Regions from separate parts of the Mus musculus genome. Here region 2 is linked to region 1. The links are chromatin contacts, found by Hi-C or POLR2A ChIA-PET in ENCODE. All regions are on one chromosome and are shown on one strand. Each heading gives the region's core, a stretch centred on a gene start or an enhancer-like site at or near the end of the contact. The rest is flanking DNA. Distances are from core to core; before and after follow the strand shown.

What was found. A loop is a pair of places that touch in the nucleus more often than their neighbours do. ChIA-PET counts read pairs that join two places held with the same protein, here RNA polymerase II (POLR2A).
Region 2: a loop to region 1 is called in a map of T-helper 2 cell, with 3 times the contacts of the local background. The contact joins the promoter of Xkr5 here to the promoter of Mcph1 in region 1. A Hi-C loop is called at or near these places in 3 of 37 maps with a recorded cell type or tissue (CH12F3, T-helper 2 cell and regulatory T cell). POLR2A ChIA-PET finds 5 or more read pairs at or near these places in 1 of 5 experiments (embryonic stem cell).

What each region holds. Positions count from the first base shown.
Region 1 is chr8:18,591,379-18,599,134 of GRCm38, reverse strand. Mcph1 (microcephaly, primary autosomal recessive 1) reads right to left here and starts at 4,004. Exons shown (of 14, transcript NM_173189.3): 1 at 3,500-4,004; 2 at 2,121-2,212. The coding sequence starts at 3,539.
Region 2 is chr8:18,948,378-18,956,133 of GRCm38, reverse strand. It overlaps Xkr5 (X-linked Kx blood group related 5), which reads left to right and starts at 5,159. Exons shown (of 7, transcript NM_001113350.2): 1 at 5,159-5,258; 2 at 7,392-7,575. The coding sequence starts at 5,201. Gm40464 (a long non-coding RNA gene) reads right to left here and starts at 5,867. Exons shown (of 3, transcript XR_870173.3): 1 at 5,704-5,867.

The DNA.
Region 1 (7,756 bases), core at 2,755-5,254:
AAAAGGATGTTGAACTCTTGGCTCCTCCAGTACCAAGTCTGCCTGCATGATGCTTCCCACCATGATGATAATGGACTGAACCTCTGAAACTGAAAGTCAACCCCAATTAAATGCTTGTCTTTATAACAGTTGCCTTAGTTATAGTGTTTATTCATAGCGATGAAACCCTAATTAAGGCATGTGGTAAGATCAGACAATTCAAAACAGTCAAGACCCAGCATGGTAGGAGATGGCTCAGGTTGTCTTCTGACCTCCACATACAAGCCATGGTTCTCTGGCTCTCCACCCACGGTTTTTAAATTGCCTTTCAAAAACAGAAGAGTCCGGGAATCTAGTTTAGTGATAGCGTACTTGTCTAAGTGTGTGTGAGGCCTGGAATCATATCTCTGCACCAAAGGGGTATAAAGCAGATGTGAACTGGTTTCTCTCATGTTTCATTACAGGTTTCAAAGCCCTGTAGAGCACCTGTTTCAGGCATGCGCAGGTGTTACTTTTGTAAACTGGTTTTCTCAAGACACCAGAAAAGAGCCCAGCTGCGCACCGGGGACATTCTCCCCAAGGTGTTCAGCAAAGTTACCAGACAACAAGCGGCACCTGGAGATGTCTTTCACAATGGTGTGGGATACTTACTAGAAGCCTTAGGTGAGGATGTGATAAAATCCCACACTTGGGACTGAGCTGCCACAAACTGCGTCTAGACAGAGGCATGACCTATACGTTGGCCCTCCCGAACTCCAATTGGTGTGCCACATGCTTGTGTAACAAGGCATGCTGTATACACATGCCTTTGTGTATACAAAGGCATGTGTATACACAAAGTCCCTGTCTTACCACAGTTTTACTTCGGACTGTTTCATTTTGAGGAGGCCAGCACTGCCCTAATACCACCTTACTGCACCCTAATCCCCACCCTGACGTGAGGAGTTATCCTGTCTCTCGCTCATCCACTCAGCCTGTCAGGGAGTCTCACAAATGGCAGTAAGCAAGCAAAGGGTCTGCGGTGGCTTCCTGCTTGTCAACCTGATTATATCCAGAACTGGAAGGCTCACCAGTGATGCTAATCTGGAGGCTGGGAGATACAAGTTTCTGACCTGGATCTTGGCATGGAGATCTTGAGGCATAGTGGCTTATGAATTCCAGATTAAAACAGGGAGATCTCTGAGTTCAAGGTCATCTGGGATTAAAGGCTTGGTGGCACACACCTTTAATCTGGGCCACACCTTCTGCTGGAGACCTAGGTAAGGTCATTGGAAGAAGGAAGATTCACTCTCTTTGTCTGCTTGTCTTGTGGGACTGAACACTGGTAGATCCTTGGACTTCCGTTCACAGCTGGATCTCAAGGAGGCATTTCCTCACCCAAAACTCCTTTCTCTGTGATGACTCCAGCTTGTGTCAAGCCAGTATAGCTTCCTATCAGAGCAGTCTGAGTTTACTATCTCCATTTCTTCCTAAGTCAGGAATCTCAGACTCACCTTGAACCCTTTTGTCCTTTAAAAAGAAAGTGAGCTAGAGCAATCGCCTCATAACTGACAAGCCTTAAGCACATCTTACCGTTCCTTAAGGCTCTGCTGTTCTGAATCCACACCTCTTAAATTCTTTCATACTTGCTTTTGATATTCTCCTGACAATTTTTTTTCCCTTTCTTGTTCCCAGGTTGGTGGTCAGGCCATCACTGGTCCTTAAACACTCCTCCTCCTCCTCCTTTAGGACTCCTCAGGATCTGAGTAAGGTTCCATCCTCTGCTGACCCCCACATCAGTCTACAGATCTGACTGCCTCAAGCTCCAGACATGAGTAATCAAATGCCTATGAGATGTTTCCAATATGCCTACGGTCACAATCTTCCCTTGGAAACCTGCTCATTCTCCTGCATCTTTACTCTCTCCACTGCGAGTACCAGCCCTCACTGAACCAATGCCAGACTCAAGTCTCCCACTAGACTCCTCCTAACACAATGCCTCCAAGACTATCTCCTCTGTAAGCACTGCTGTCCAACTTGTATTTGGTTGGTTTGTTCTGCCTCCTACCACTCACCCACTGCTAAGTCCTTCGTGTTCTAAGGAACAGCTCCCATAACGAGAAAACACCAGGTTATCAGTCATTTTGATATTAATTTCTTACCGTTGCCCCCATATCCTCAAGTTGCTTTGCAAACGTCCTTGAGTAATTCTCTGTCCCTTTGGAAGACCATACTTCAACATAGGCCACAACATCTGAAAATAAGCAAGATCTTAGCAGGAACCACACACTAGGAATTGCACACCCCCTCCCACAATAGATTCTTCTCTTGTTCTGTTTATTTTAGGGAAAAAAAAGTGAAAGTTTCCTATTACGTGAAGATTTCTTATTACGAATCTATTCAAAACATCATCCTTGCCATTTTGGTAGTATTTTAAATCTTCCTCATCCAGGAAGATTTATAATTATCCTGGATTATGCTTTCTGTAAAGAAACAGATATAGTAATCATTCCAGGCTTTCTGGCCCAGACTATCTTCCAATAACACGATTCTATGGCCATAGCATAGTCAAGCTAATACAGTTCAGTTCTAATAAATTATTTATATGAAGTTGGGTATCTTAGCACATAGTGATTATAAAGTAGAGGCAAGAGTTCTACGCCAAAGCATGTGGTGGTGGTGTATCCCTTTAAAACCAGTATTTGAGAGGCAGAGGTAGGCAGATCTCTGAGGTCAGCCTGGTCTACAGACTGAGACAGAGTTTCCAGGTCCAGGAAGGCTAGAGCCACAAGAGAAACTTTGTTACACAAGCAAGCCCACACCCCCACCCCACACCCCCAAACCAAATTAAAAAACAGAGATAAGTCAGCCTCAGCTACATAGCAAGTTGGAGGCAAACTTGCTTTCTAAAATAATAAATAAAAATTTAAATATATATACACATATATGATATAAATATAATAAACACATAGCTATAATAAATATAATATATAAATATATAAAATATATTTATACTTGGAATCTCCTCACCCAGGGTCCCATGTTCTGAGCACGTGTTAGCACGACAAAAATACAACAACAACAAAAAAAAAGGTGAGCTCCACAAGTGTCAGGCAGCTCTACTCAGGTAGGACCCTCCAGAGGCCATCACACTATTACCAAATTCTTACTTTTCCTGATCCCACAACTGCAGAGGCCATAGAGGCAAGAGGATCCCAGAAAGCTAAGACAGGAGCCTATCCTCCCGCCAGCTCTCCAGGGCTCAGCCTGCACCGGGGTGGGGTGGGGGGATTGGGGAACACATAGGGGTCGATGAAGGTCACAGGGTGAATGTATGTGGGGTGTCCACACAGGTGGTCGGGATCCTGAGTGAGGGGACTCCGGGTGTGAGGGAACCTAGGATGTGAGAGGACCTCGGGCGTAGGGAGCCCTGAGATGGGATGGGACCTGGCCTGGGAGCCGATCCCGGCGGCCCAGGCAAGACAACCAGGCGCTGGGAGCCTAGACCCCAGCCCCCTCCCTACTGGGCGTGTCTCCTCACCTTTCAGAAAGGCGCCCCCAACGCCTCCCGAGGCCTCCATGACCCGACCAGCTTGAAGCTGCGGGACCGAGCGTGCGCCGGCAGGAAGGCAGAGGGGTGCGCATGCGCAGGCCGTGCCCCCTGGGCTCGCCGCGTCAGGCTTAGGGGTGTGTGTGTGTGTGCGCAAGGGCTCCGGGTTCCCTTCCCTCGCCGAGAGCGCCCGGCTCAGTGACACACGACAGCCGAGACCTGATCGCTCACGGGCGGCCCTGAAGCTCTCCGGCGACCTGGCAGGAGTCAGCCCGCCGCACCGCGGCTTCAGGGCGCAGGTCAGCGCCGCGGTCGCTTGTCCCCGCAGGGTTCGCTCGTCCTCGTTGCGCAGCGCTCGGTGACCGGGGAGGGGACCCACCCGTGGGCCCTGCCTCAGCCCTGCACCCTGGAGCGCGAGCGGGACTGCTGCAGCGTCCGCGGGCCCTCTGGGTCTTCAAACCTCCCGCCCGCGAGTCTGCGAGGGGGCGGGTCGGACGCGGGCCCGCCTCCCCGCGCAAGGGCTGCCGGGAGAGGGAGGAGGACGGAGCCGCCTAGGGAGGACGGAAGCCAGGGAGTGCCTGCTCTTCTGTAGATAACAGTATCCTTTCGTCGCCTTAAGCGCCGGGCGTTAAAAACAAAAACAAAAAAACCACCCAACTGGTTTGGACAGACAGGTTGTTTTGGGTTTTGTATTTATTTGTTACACGTGTGAGTACTTTGCCTGCTTGTACATATTTGCACCACGTGCGTGCCTGGTGCCAGTGGAGGTCACTAGAGGGCGTCAGATCCAATTACACATGGTTATGTGCCACCATAAGGGAGCCAGGGACCAAATTCGGGTCCTCTGCTAGAGCAAATGTTCTTAACCACTGAGCCATCTCCTTAGCTCCTGGTTGGGTGTTTAGAGAGATGGCCTTGGTTTCTAGCTCACAACACTCAGCCCTTCTCCCGACTCAGCCTTCCCCAAGAGCTAGGATTACAGACTGGCCCAGCAATTTGGCTTTAAAAAAAAAAAAAAAAGATAATTTATATAGATATACACACACATATACATATATATATATTTCAAAATTATTTTAAATGTACATATTAAAATATATAATATATATAATTTTAAAAAGCCAAATTCCGAGTGATGAGCTGTTAATGGGAATTCACGAATTGAAGCATCTTCACTAACACAGTGGGAGAGCTTTCACTAGGCAGTGCAAAGAGAAACTCAAGACAAAATGGCTGCTTAAGGTGCCCAGTAACATACCACAGTGTCTGCTGGCCTCCAGGCTTACGTGGTACCTGTGGCTCCTTTTAGCGTTTCTCAACCCACCTCCTGCTCTAAACTTCTCCAGCTCTTGGGCTTCAGTTCCCCAAGCTTCTCATTCCTATATAACCCCGCCATTTCAGGCTGGTACTTAGTCCTACTGACCCTCTCTCTCTCCCCCCTCCCCTCCCCCTGCTCCTCCCCCTTTCCCTACCCCACCCTCTGTCCTCTCTTTTGCTTTTCTCTCTTCTCTTCCACCTTTCTTCCCAGTGCCCACTCCTCTCATGGCCTGACCTACCCTGCTGGCCAAGTCCGATAGAGAGCTTTCTCTCCCTTCTGTGGACTTTTCCAGATGCCTCAGGCTGAACTCTCCCTCCGATCTAAATAACCCTCCCCTCGGCTGTATGCTCTCACTTTATACAGGCAGTAAGAGCAGGACTAGGATTCCTGAGAAGGGAACACAGAATCAGAACCATGGCTTGGTTCTCAGACTTCCTTATTTGGCTATCTTAGGTGAACCGGCATCTTATCTCCTCTTACTGTTGGGACCCTTTGGGTTCTCTAACCTTTCACTTAGATTCCCTGCCACTCAGCATGACTGACTCCACTTTGGTTTGATCAGCTTTGCTGGATGGACATGGTGTGCAAACTTAGTCCAAAGCAAGGGCCTCCCAGAATCTTTTGTTGAATCACTACTAATAGGTTTTTCTCTGCCAGAAAAAAAAAAAAAAAAAAAAGCCAATTCAAACCAAATTAAGAAGTTTAAAAAAAAAATGTAGGTTTATTTGGGAATGGGCTCCTGGGAAAGTTCACTAGGCTCAGGACAAGACAAGAAAATGTCAAGAATAGACTATGGCTGGAGAAGGTTTTTTTAATAGATTGTAGGTGAAGGAAAATGACATGTCTGCCATACGCTTATGCCCTGGTATGGTCATCTAGGGTAAGGGGCTTGGGTGGCTGGTGACTTCTGGTGAGGTGGGGTGATTAGGACAGCTGTCAGGAATGTGGGACTAGGTTTTTGCCATTTTTTTCTATTCCGAGGCTTTCCAAATGGTCCATTGTTGGAGAGGAAGAGAAAACTGGAATTTAGGGACCACGTCAGGGAGGGGAGGAAGCCAGGGACTCCAGTCAAACAGTTTCTCCCTCTACATACACTCTCTTTCCCTCAGAGGACTTGAGTTTCACTCCCAGCATCATTTTTTTTAAAGATTTATTTATTTTTTTTATTATATGTAAGTATACTGTAGCTGTCTTCAGACACTCCAGAAGAGGGAGTCAGATCTCATTACGGATGGTTGTGAGCCACCATGTGGTTGCTGGGATTTGAACTTCAGACCTTCGGAAGAACAGTCGGGTGCTCTTACCAACTGAGCTATCTCACCAGCCCCCCCAGCATCATTTTAACAGTTTCCTATGCCATCCTCAGTAACCCTTGGTGAGCCTGAGCCAAAAAGAAAGAGTGCTGGCCTAGTCGGCTAGCCCCATATGGGCAAACCTGTAATCACATTTGAAAAATGGGCTTTTAGTCAACTGAAAAATGGCAATATATAGGATAGATCAGAAAGAATGAAGGACATGTGGCAGACATTGTGGATCTCCATGAATGGCTTATGGGAATATTTTCCCCTATTTATGTGTTTTCCCTATGTCTTAGTCAGGGTTTCTATTCCTGTCCAAAACATCATGACCAAGAAGCAAGTTGGGGAGGAAAGGGTTTATTCAGCTTACACTTTCATACTGCTGTTCATCACCAAAGGAAGTCAGGACTGGAACTCAAGCAGGTCGGAAAGCAGAAGCTGATGCAAGGCCATGGAGGGATGTTCTTTACTGGCTTGCTTCCCCTGGCTTGCTCAGCCTGCCCTCTTATAGAACCAAGAGATGGCACCACCCACAAGGGGACCTCCTCCCTTGATCACTAATTGAGAAAATGCCCTACAGCTGGATCTCGTGGAGGCATTTCCCCAACTGAAGCTCCTTTCTTTGTGATAACTCCAGCCTGTGTCAAGTTGACACAAAACTAGCCAGTACACCCTATAATCCTGAAGTGTGTTTTAAAAGGAAAGATTAAGAATAACCTGTCAGAAAGAGAATTAATAATTTTTGGCTGATATGACCCTAATCTCGCTCACAGAGGCTGGAACCAGTTGGATATTCTTTCATAGTTATGTACACATCAGTAGCTCGTCTTGATGCTCTGACAGAAATACCAGACAAAAGCAACTTAAGGAAGGAGGTGTTTACTTTGGCTCACAGTAAAAGGCGCACAGTCCATTTGGGCATGGAAGCCATGGTGGCAAGCATGTGAGGTAGCTGGTCACACTTTATCTCAGGAGGAAGCAGAGAGAGAGAGAGAGAGAGAGAGAGAGAGAGAGAGAGAGAGAGAGAGAGAGAGAGAGACACTGAGACTGTCTCTTTCAGTCTGGCATCCTAGCCTGTGGCCTGATGCTGTCCATATTTAGGGCTGATCCTCATACCTCATAATCTAGATAATTCTTCACAGAAACACCCAGAGATTTGTTTCAACAGTGGCTCTAAACTTTAGCGTGTTGGTAAGATTAAACATCACAGGCCTGGGGATATTCAAGCAAGAATCAAATGGATGAATGAATGTATTCATCAGTCTCTTACTCTGATGAGGGCTGCAGTAATAAAAGACCATAAACTGTGGCTTGTAAACAGTAGAAATTTGTCTCTCAGGTTCTATAGGTTGGAAGTCCAAGGACAGGCGCCTACAGACTGGATGTCTGGGCTAGGCTGGTCTCTGTTTCACAAATGACACTTGATAACTCCAGGAGACCTGTTGCCCTCTACTGGATTCTGTCACACAAGCACATTCTCAGTGGTGCACGCCTTTAATCCCAGGAGGCAGAGGCAGGCAGATTTCTGAGTTCAAGGACAGCCTGGTCTACAGAGTGAGTTCCAGGACAGCCAGGGCTATACAGAGAAACCCTGACTCAAAAAAAAAAAAAAAAAAAAAAAGACATAACATA
Region 2 (7,756 bases), core at 3,910-6,409, 360 kb before region 1:
AACAGTAATGTGGGAATAGGCTACTTCTGCCTATGACTGGCATGTAACTTCAGGCTTACTTAGGCCCAACCCCAGTCACCACATCTACCTCACCTATGAAAGCTCCACACTGACACAAGGCCCCATGGCCATGAGATCCAAATGCTCACCCATCTCATTTTGGCTACAGATGTCAGTGGCCACAGTCCTCTGCGTAAGATGTGACTTACAAAGACCACTGCTGTGCTCTCCAAAGATGCTGATAGGGTAGTGTCTCCCCTGCATTTATAAAAGGACCATCTGGGGACACTTCCTGGAAGAACGAGGTAGAAAGATATGAGAAGTGAGTGTGATAGTCACTATCACATTCCAGTAACTCTAGGCTTCGGTGCCCTAACCCCCATGTCAACCAAGGGAGATGACAGTTTCACTTGCAATAGTGGGCACATAGAGCCAACACTCCATGTGTCGTCCAAACAACTAAGCACAGAAATGCAGGGACTACCTCACTGAGATACAATATCAAAAGGAGAATGGGTGGAAACTAGGCCAATATTGTTAATTATGACCTGCTCGAACTGGGGTTCTTGTTTTATTTCCATTGCCCCGTGTACATAAGACCCACTCCCACACGCTGCTCCCAGTTTACCTTTCTATTTGCTAGGAAATTAAATCAGCTCTTTAGAGGACTCTTCACCTCTTAGTTGGTCACACTGTGTGTCTCGCTTTGAGGAGACTGATGGGAGTCCAATATTGATAGGTATCTGGTAGGAATGTCCCCAAGAAACTCAAAGCCTGCCTGGCACCTGCTGCAGAATGGTGATTAGCAACTCCTTAGGCAAAGAGAGTTCACATTTTCAGATGCATGTATTATGCTGGTTCTCCTGGCAGAAACTTAAGAAACCAATGTCCCCTAAATCTTTTAAATGTTCAGAAACTCTCAGAAGGTATTTGTAAGCTTCACTGGGGTCGTTATAAGACATTTCCCCTGCCTATCAGCCACACATTAGAACCCTACTGATTCCTAGTTAGTACCCTCGTGTTACTAGAGTCAAAACTTTACATTGTAATTCAGCCAATCACAGCATGAACTCCAGAGACTGGGTTTCAGACCCGCAGTACTTGTCTGGATTCATATGTTAATACAAAATCAAGTTGGGTGAGATACTCGAATATAAACCTCAACCTGTTAGAGGAGAGGCAAACAGAAAGAGATGTTTCTGCTTACAGAAAGCCAGCGCATTGTCTTAAACTCAAAAGCACCAACTACAAAACAAAATTGAAAATGGGAGACTGTGAGTATCTCAAAGGAAAACGCTTTTACACAGAAAAAAAAAAGGGAAGGAAGGGAGGGAGGGAGGGAGGGAGGGAGGGAGGAAAAAGAAAGCTCAAGGATTGTTACGGAAAAGGGGCGGAAAGACCATGGAAGCCAAAGAATGGAGATGACACTAAGGAATGCTGTGCTCCAGACATGACAGGGCCATAGCACTTGTGAGCCCACAACAGCTATTGTTCCCTGCACCCAGCCTGAACAAGATCGTCCTAGTAAAAAGTTGAGCCTGGAAGGAAAGGTCCCAGGGGCCAAGTCCTAACCGAGGAGCTGGGGTAATTGATGGCTGCTGAGATAGGAGCATGCTTTTATCTGGGGGATGTGCCACTGGTGGTTTGTCCTTATCCTTAGAGGTAACCCAAAACCCATGTGCATACTGCTCTTAGTGGGCTAATTCTAACGAGTTTTAAATGCATGAATGTGGGGTGAACATGGGAAAGAGCATCCAAGGGAAGTTAGATAGAATAGGAATGGATAGATGAAAACGCACCGCATACACGATGGACTTCTCAAATGATAGATTTAAATATTATTTTCAAGTAGGGGGAATACGTGGAATCGTCGAGAACCTGTGGTGACTAACGGAATGACCAACTATAGTTACAGTTCTGAATGGGATGCGCGGCTGCCCTCTGCTGGCCATGCTGGGTGTTTGCGTTCTGAGCTGAAACCATTCAAGGATTACAAGTCTGTTTGCAAAAATGAAGCTGCTGAGACCCCTACTGGAAGAAAGTTATACAGCCCTGTGCAGCACAGGCCTGAACGCACACAGAAACTGGCTGATGGCTGACCCTCCACAGTCATGTTCTTTCCCCTGGAGCAGGAGGGGCCCTATTGTGGGAATCCTTGCCAGAATTACACAAACACCCCAGACTTGGAAACATAACAGGTCTGGAAGGAGATACTGACCTGGAGTATCCAGGATAAAAGCAAATCTAACCGTAAAGACATGCTGCCCACAGGATTGGAGACTCATCAGGGGACAGAGGGCTGCTTCTGAGGACTTCACTCTGCATTGCAATATCATATGATATCATGCACAGCTATAAAACTGTGCATTCCTGATCCATATGAATACAGCCAACACAGGGCTTTGGAACACCACTGTCCAACAGGCACCTCATATCTGCGTCCTAGACGTGGTAGAAATGATAGATTCCGATACTATCTGATCCTGCTGTTCGGCTACTCTTCTCCCAGGTCACCCAGGTCCCACAGAAGCTGAGACACCTGTCAAAGCCAGGGGTACAAGGCTCCAGGAGAATGACTGACGGTTCTAGGGAAATGACTAACAGTCCTAGATATGAAGGAACACCAGGAGAGCACATCCTAGCTCGATGGCTTAAAGTGGCAACCCTCCGAATCTGTGAGCTGTCCCCTGAGACACATGGGTAAGAGCCTGTCATACATAGGGCTTATTCACAGGCAGATTCTGGCATCTTCCACTTCCCATGTTTTATCAGCACATAAAGAACTCACCTGTGCTGAAAGTATTTCTAGCTTACAGGAAGGTCTTCTCACAGAGAGGCCACGTTCATATCATACCAAGTGAGATCTCTCCCCCTCCCCTTCCCCCTCCCCCTCCCCCTCCCCCTCTTTTCCTCCACCTACCTCTACCTCCCCTCTCCCTCTCCCCCTCCCCCTCCCCCTCCCCCTCTTTTCCTCCACCTACCTCTACCTCCCTCTCCCCCTCCCCCTCCCCCTCCCCCTCTTTTCCTCCACCTACCTCTACCTCCCCCTCTCCCTCTCCCCCTCCCCCTCCCCCTTTCCCTCTGCTCTGGGCCCTGTGGGAACCATAAGGATTCACTACCATCTCTTGCCAACACTTACAATGGCCTTCTTCCCCTGACCTTTATGATGGCAGGAAAGTCTCCGCACCAACTAAATACACAGGAGAGGTAGGGATGCAGGATTTAAAGGGAACAGAGAAGAGCTGGTCCTGTGCCTGAGGGGTCAGCAGGAGGACATACCCTGCTTGGGAGGCCTGAATCAGCAACCTTCAGAGTTACAAGCAGTCCTGTGGGAAACAAGGAGATGGATGGCCTATCACAGGCAGCTCCTAGCTCATTCTAGGACCCGTTTTAGTCCTGAGCACAGACACATCCTGTGCGTAAGAAGTTCTACCTACCCTAGGGAAGTCTTCTCTGGGAAGCTGGATTATTCTCCAGAGAGGCCACCAACAATCTAATCGGGCCATATCAGCCAGGGCCTGGGACTTACCAAGAGTGGGAATCTTGAGACTATAAAGGATCTCTCAACGCATCTACCTTACCCAGGCGAGATTTCCCCAGTCAGCTTGAAGGATAGAGAATACCAGCATTTCTGGTCTAATGCCATGTGGAGCCTGCAGGAGAAATCTAAACCCATGTCAGGGTGATCTCTCTGATGTTGCCGCTGCTTTTGAGACATCCCTGCTCCTTGTAAGTAATGAGTCCCCCACTCCAGTTAGTCACCACAGTAAATACTCATTGGTTCACCAAGCTGGACAAGGGTGCAGCCATTGCTTTTATCTGTCATGTTTTGTCTCTCCAGGAAGTCTGTCTCACAAGAGCCTCCCCTGAGTCAGGTCTAGAGACAGTGTCATTAGTCTAATGAAGGCACCTCACCTCCTGCCATAGCAGACTGGTAAAAGATAACACATTAGCCAAGGAGGAAACGTAACTGGATAAGTGCTGTGAAGAAAAGAAAGGTAGAGAGAAGGGAGGCTGGTGGCACAGGAGGTGTGATTATGAACCAACCACCTTTGCCACACAGCCAATCAAATAGAATAGAATCAGATAGAATATCCCAGCTGGAATCCCCAGTTGTGTCTTCCAGCTGACCCTTCTGCGATCTCCATTTATAGGATTCTGAACCTGGGGGGCCATGTCCCTCCACACTGGACACAGCACACAAGACAGACCAGAGAGGCAGCCAACGTCCTGATCCCCCACCTTGCCTGCCTTGGACTGTTTTTAACAAATGAAATATAGAATATGTTTTTATTTCTCAAACCGTACACCTAGGAATTTGGATGGGGAGTGTGGTGGGATGTTTTAAGGCTAAAAATGTTGAGAAATGTATTGAAATGTTCCCCACCCATCACTAATCATGAACAGCATTTATTTCCAGTCCTAATTTGTGTATTCTTATTCCTTCGCAAGAATTCTATGGGGCAGAATCGCTGTAGGCCTGACCTCTACTTAGTAATTTCCTGCCACGCCTGCTCAAGGGTTATAAAACATTTTTCCGCTGGGCATGGACGATTCAGAACAATCTTTGTCCCCACGTCCACAGTCCTGTGTAACCTCTACATCGAAACAAATGTCAGGGTGATGCTTTCCCATCTCCCAGAAAGACTTTCCGTGGGAAGGTTTACTTCTGGCTTTGGGGGATCTGGATTAACCCCTCAAGGATACCTGGGAGAAAGGTCTGAAAGCAAAGCGGCTATTAAAGGCTCAGATGCCATTTTAGGCGTGTTTCCTTTCCCTTTTCTGGACACACAACTGAAATTTTTCAAAAGTCCCAATCAGCTTTTCAAATTCCTCCTCCCATGATACACATACACACATACACCACTCTGACTAGTAGTTAAGTGGACTCTGTTTTGAGCAAACCCGCTGACTATGACCACCCAGTGACTAACCCATTTCGCTTCAGAACAAACCCATTGTGTCTTACAGCCGTTAGGAGGCTGGGACAGCATGCAAATCTGACACAGACCGCGAGACTGCCCCCTAAGAACCTGTCGGTTCCTCCTGCCCCCTGTCCCCGCCTTCACCCCAACCCTACTAGCAACTTGGTAACTGACTGGGAAGAAAAGCCTCCTGTCTTGGGGCCCCAAGCCGGAAGCCTCCCCAACCCGGTCCCGGGCAGGGGAAGGGGCGGGCACAGGCAGCAGCAGCTCAGAAGATGCACGCGGGGCTCCTGGGGCTCTCTGCCCTGCTGCAGGCGGCCGAGCAAAGCGCGCGTGAGTGAGGCGCAGCCCGCGAGTGCTCACCCCTCCAATACCCTACTCCAACCCAGTGTGCGGGGCACATCTACCACCGCTGTGCCTCCTCCTCCTCCGGCAGGCAGGCAAGCGGCGAACACTGCGCCGGTGCACGCACGATGATCTCCCGTCCTAGCCTGCAGAGCACTCCCTGTGTGATCCCCTCACCATGCATGATTTCCTCCATCCAGTTAGACATCCCTCCATGCATGGATCCTCCCCATACTCCAAACCCGGAGCCCTGAGTCCCTTCTCTCTCCTCTCGCTGGTGCTCTGCAAAGAGCTGCGTGAGGAGGCTACTTTGGAGCGCCAGCACTTGGTGAGGCGCCCTGGCTCCCTGGACACCCGGGCTCCGGGCTGGGGTGGCATGCGATCCAAGAGCTGGGAGAGGTGGAGGGGTGGGATCCCAAAGGACACTGGTTACCCTTTCGAGATTGTGACACAGCAGAACGCTGGTTTACTGAAGACAAGGGTCCTGTGGGTAGCGGAGATGAAGCAAGATGGCCATAGTTTTCGCGCCTTTCGCGTTTGAATTTGTAACCCTTTCAGTGCTGGCATAGAGTGCCTCCGCCCACTTCTGCCACTCTCCTACAAGGCCCGGTCCCTGGGGAAACTCCACCATCCGGATCCAACAAGGTTCCGCGTCCCTTCTTGGACATGGTATCTCTGAAATTTACCTCTGATTTACAGAATAATCCCTGCAGATTCCCGTCCCCAACACCCACTCAGAATCCCAAAGGGCGCTAGTTTAGGCCCTAAGAGACTAGGAAGTACACTGTTGCCCATAGTGGCCTAGTCCCCTAGCTTTCCAACAGGAAAAGAATGGATGTTTAGCAGGAAGCTTGTCAGTGCACTGAACATAACCTGGGACTGAGAAAGGAATAGTGGCTATTCTCTTCCCATAGCTGATGGGTTCCCGGCTCTGCCTCCAAGCAGTGAGGTTTGTGCCTACTGATCTACATTCCTTGGTAATCCTAGAAAACTCAGGACAACGGTAGTGTGAAAGGGTCCCTGAGTACCCTCCACAATCCCCCTCAGTAATCAGTAATACCAACACAGCTTCTCGCTGACATCCGAGGTTATATAGGTGGAGCCTGGTCTGATGGCATAGGCGTATAATCCAAGCCAATGAAGAGGTTGGGGGTGGATGAACGTGGTGAGTTCTAAACCTAACTAGGCTGCAGAAAGAGTTTAAAGCTAGCCTGTGCAACTTAGCAGAACATTGTCTCTAAATAAACAGAAAAGTGGACTCGGGGATAGCAGAGGCCTTACCTAGCACAGGAACTGCCCTGAGTTCAGTCCTTAGAAACACAAAACAAAAGAAAATCCAAAGCCAGCCTCACACAGAACCAGCTATGACTGAAGTCCAGCACATGCAGCCCTGGTTGGCTGTAACCGTGTGGTGACTCCAGGTCACTCCTGGTTGTTGGGTCCCCCAGGTACTTAGCACATATGCGGTGTAACCCCACAGACATACCACTACCACTATGCCTGTCTTATCGCTAGCAGGCCCTGTGGGCTCCTTGCTAATGGTAAGGATGCTGTGCTGGTTATGTTGAGACCTGGGTTCCTTTGAGGTTTGGTTTGGTTTGGTTATGTTTTGTTTTGTTTTGTTTTGTTTTGTTTTGTTTTGTTTTAGTTAAATGATCTGTTGGATAGAACAGACTTAAGAAAGATCACAGTTCCTAGGGATAAGAGGCAGGGCATACTGAGTGGGGCCATATGGAAAGACTCAGTTGATCAGGAGCCAGAACCTCTGCTGGAACTTCATCAAACAAGACAGGCTGACCATGGCGAATAGATTTGGAGGACTTGTTTTCTATGGGTACTTTTTTGTGAGCTTTGGGCTACAGATAGGTCCCTAGTCACTTGGCCCCTGACCTTGGACAGACTAAGGCAGAGAAATAGCATTTCCTAGGGTACATGGGTCTAAATCAGAAGCTCTGAGTTGGATAGAGTGCATACCACAGGCACATTCTTGGAAGAACACTGTGTTGTCTGTGGCAGAAAGGCTTCAGGCTGTCAGAGCACCGTAACATACAGAAGACACGTGTATATGAAACATTGCCTAACTCTGTCATTTCAACACCCCTCATCTTGTCTTTACCCCAGGCCTCTGCTCCATAGTTTTCTACTTTGCCACGGGTCGTCTCCTCTGGGGGTGGCTGGCCCTTTCTGTCCTCCTGCCCGGCTTCTTGGTCCAGGCCCTGAGCTTTCTGTGGTTCCGAGCAGATGGGCATCAGGGTCAGTGGTGGCTGGCGGTACTGCATCTTCTGCAACTTGGCGTCTGGAAGCGGTAAGAGCGCCCACCTCCCTTCCCTCTGATACAGTGGAAAAATTCCCCTATCCGTACACACTCTGACCTTAAAGCCAGGGATCTTCAGGGCCACAGCCGTGTCTGGCATTGGCATCCTAACACATACCCAGCGTCTGGGGCTCCTCCTCACTGCACCAATGACCTTTCGATGCTTTTTCTT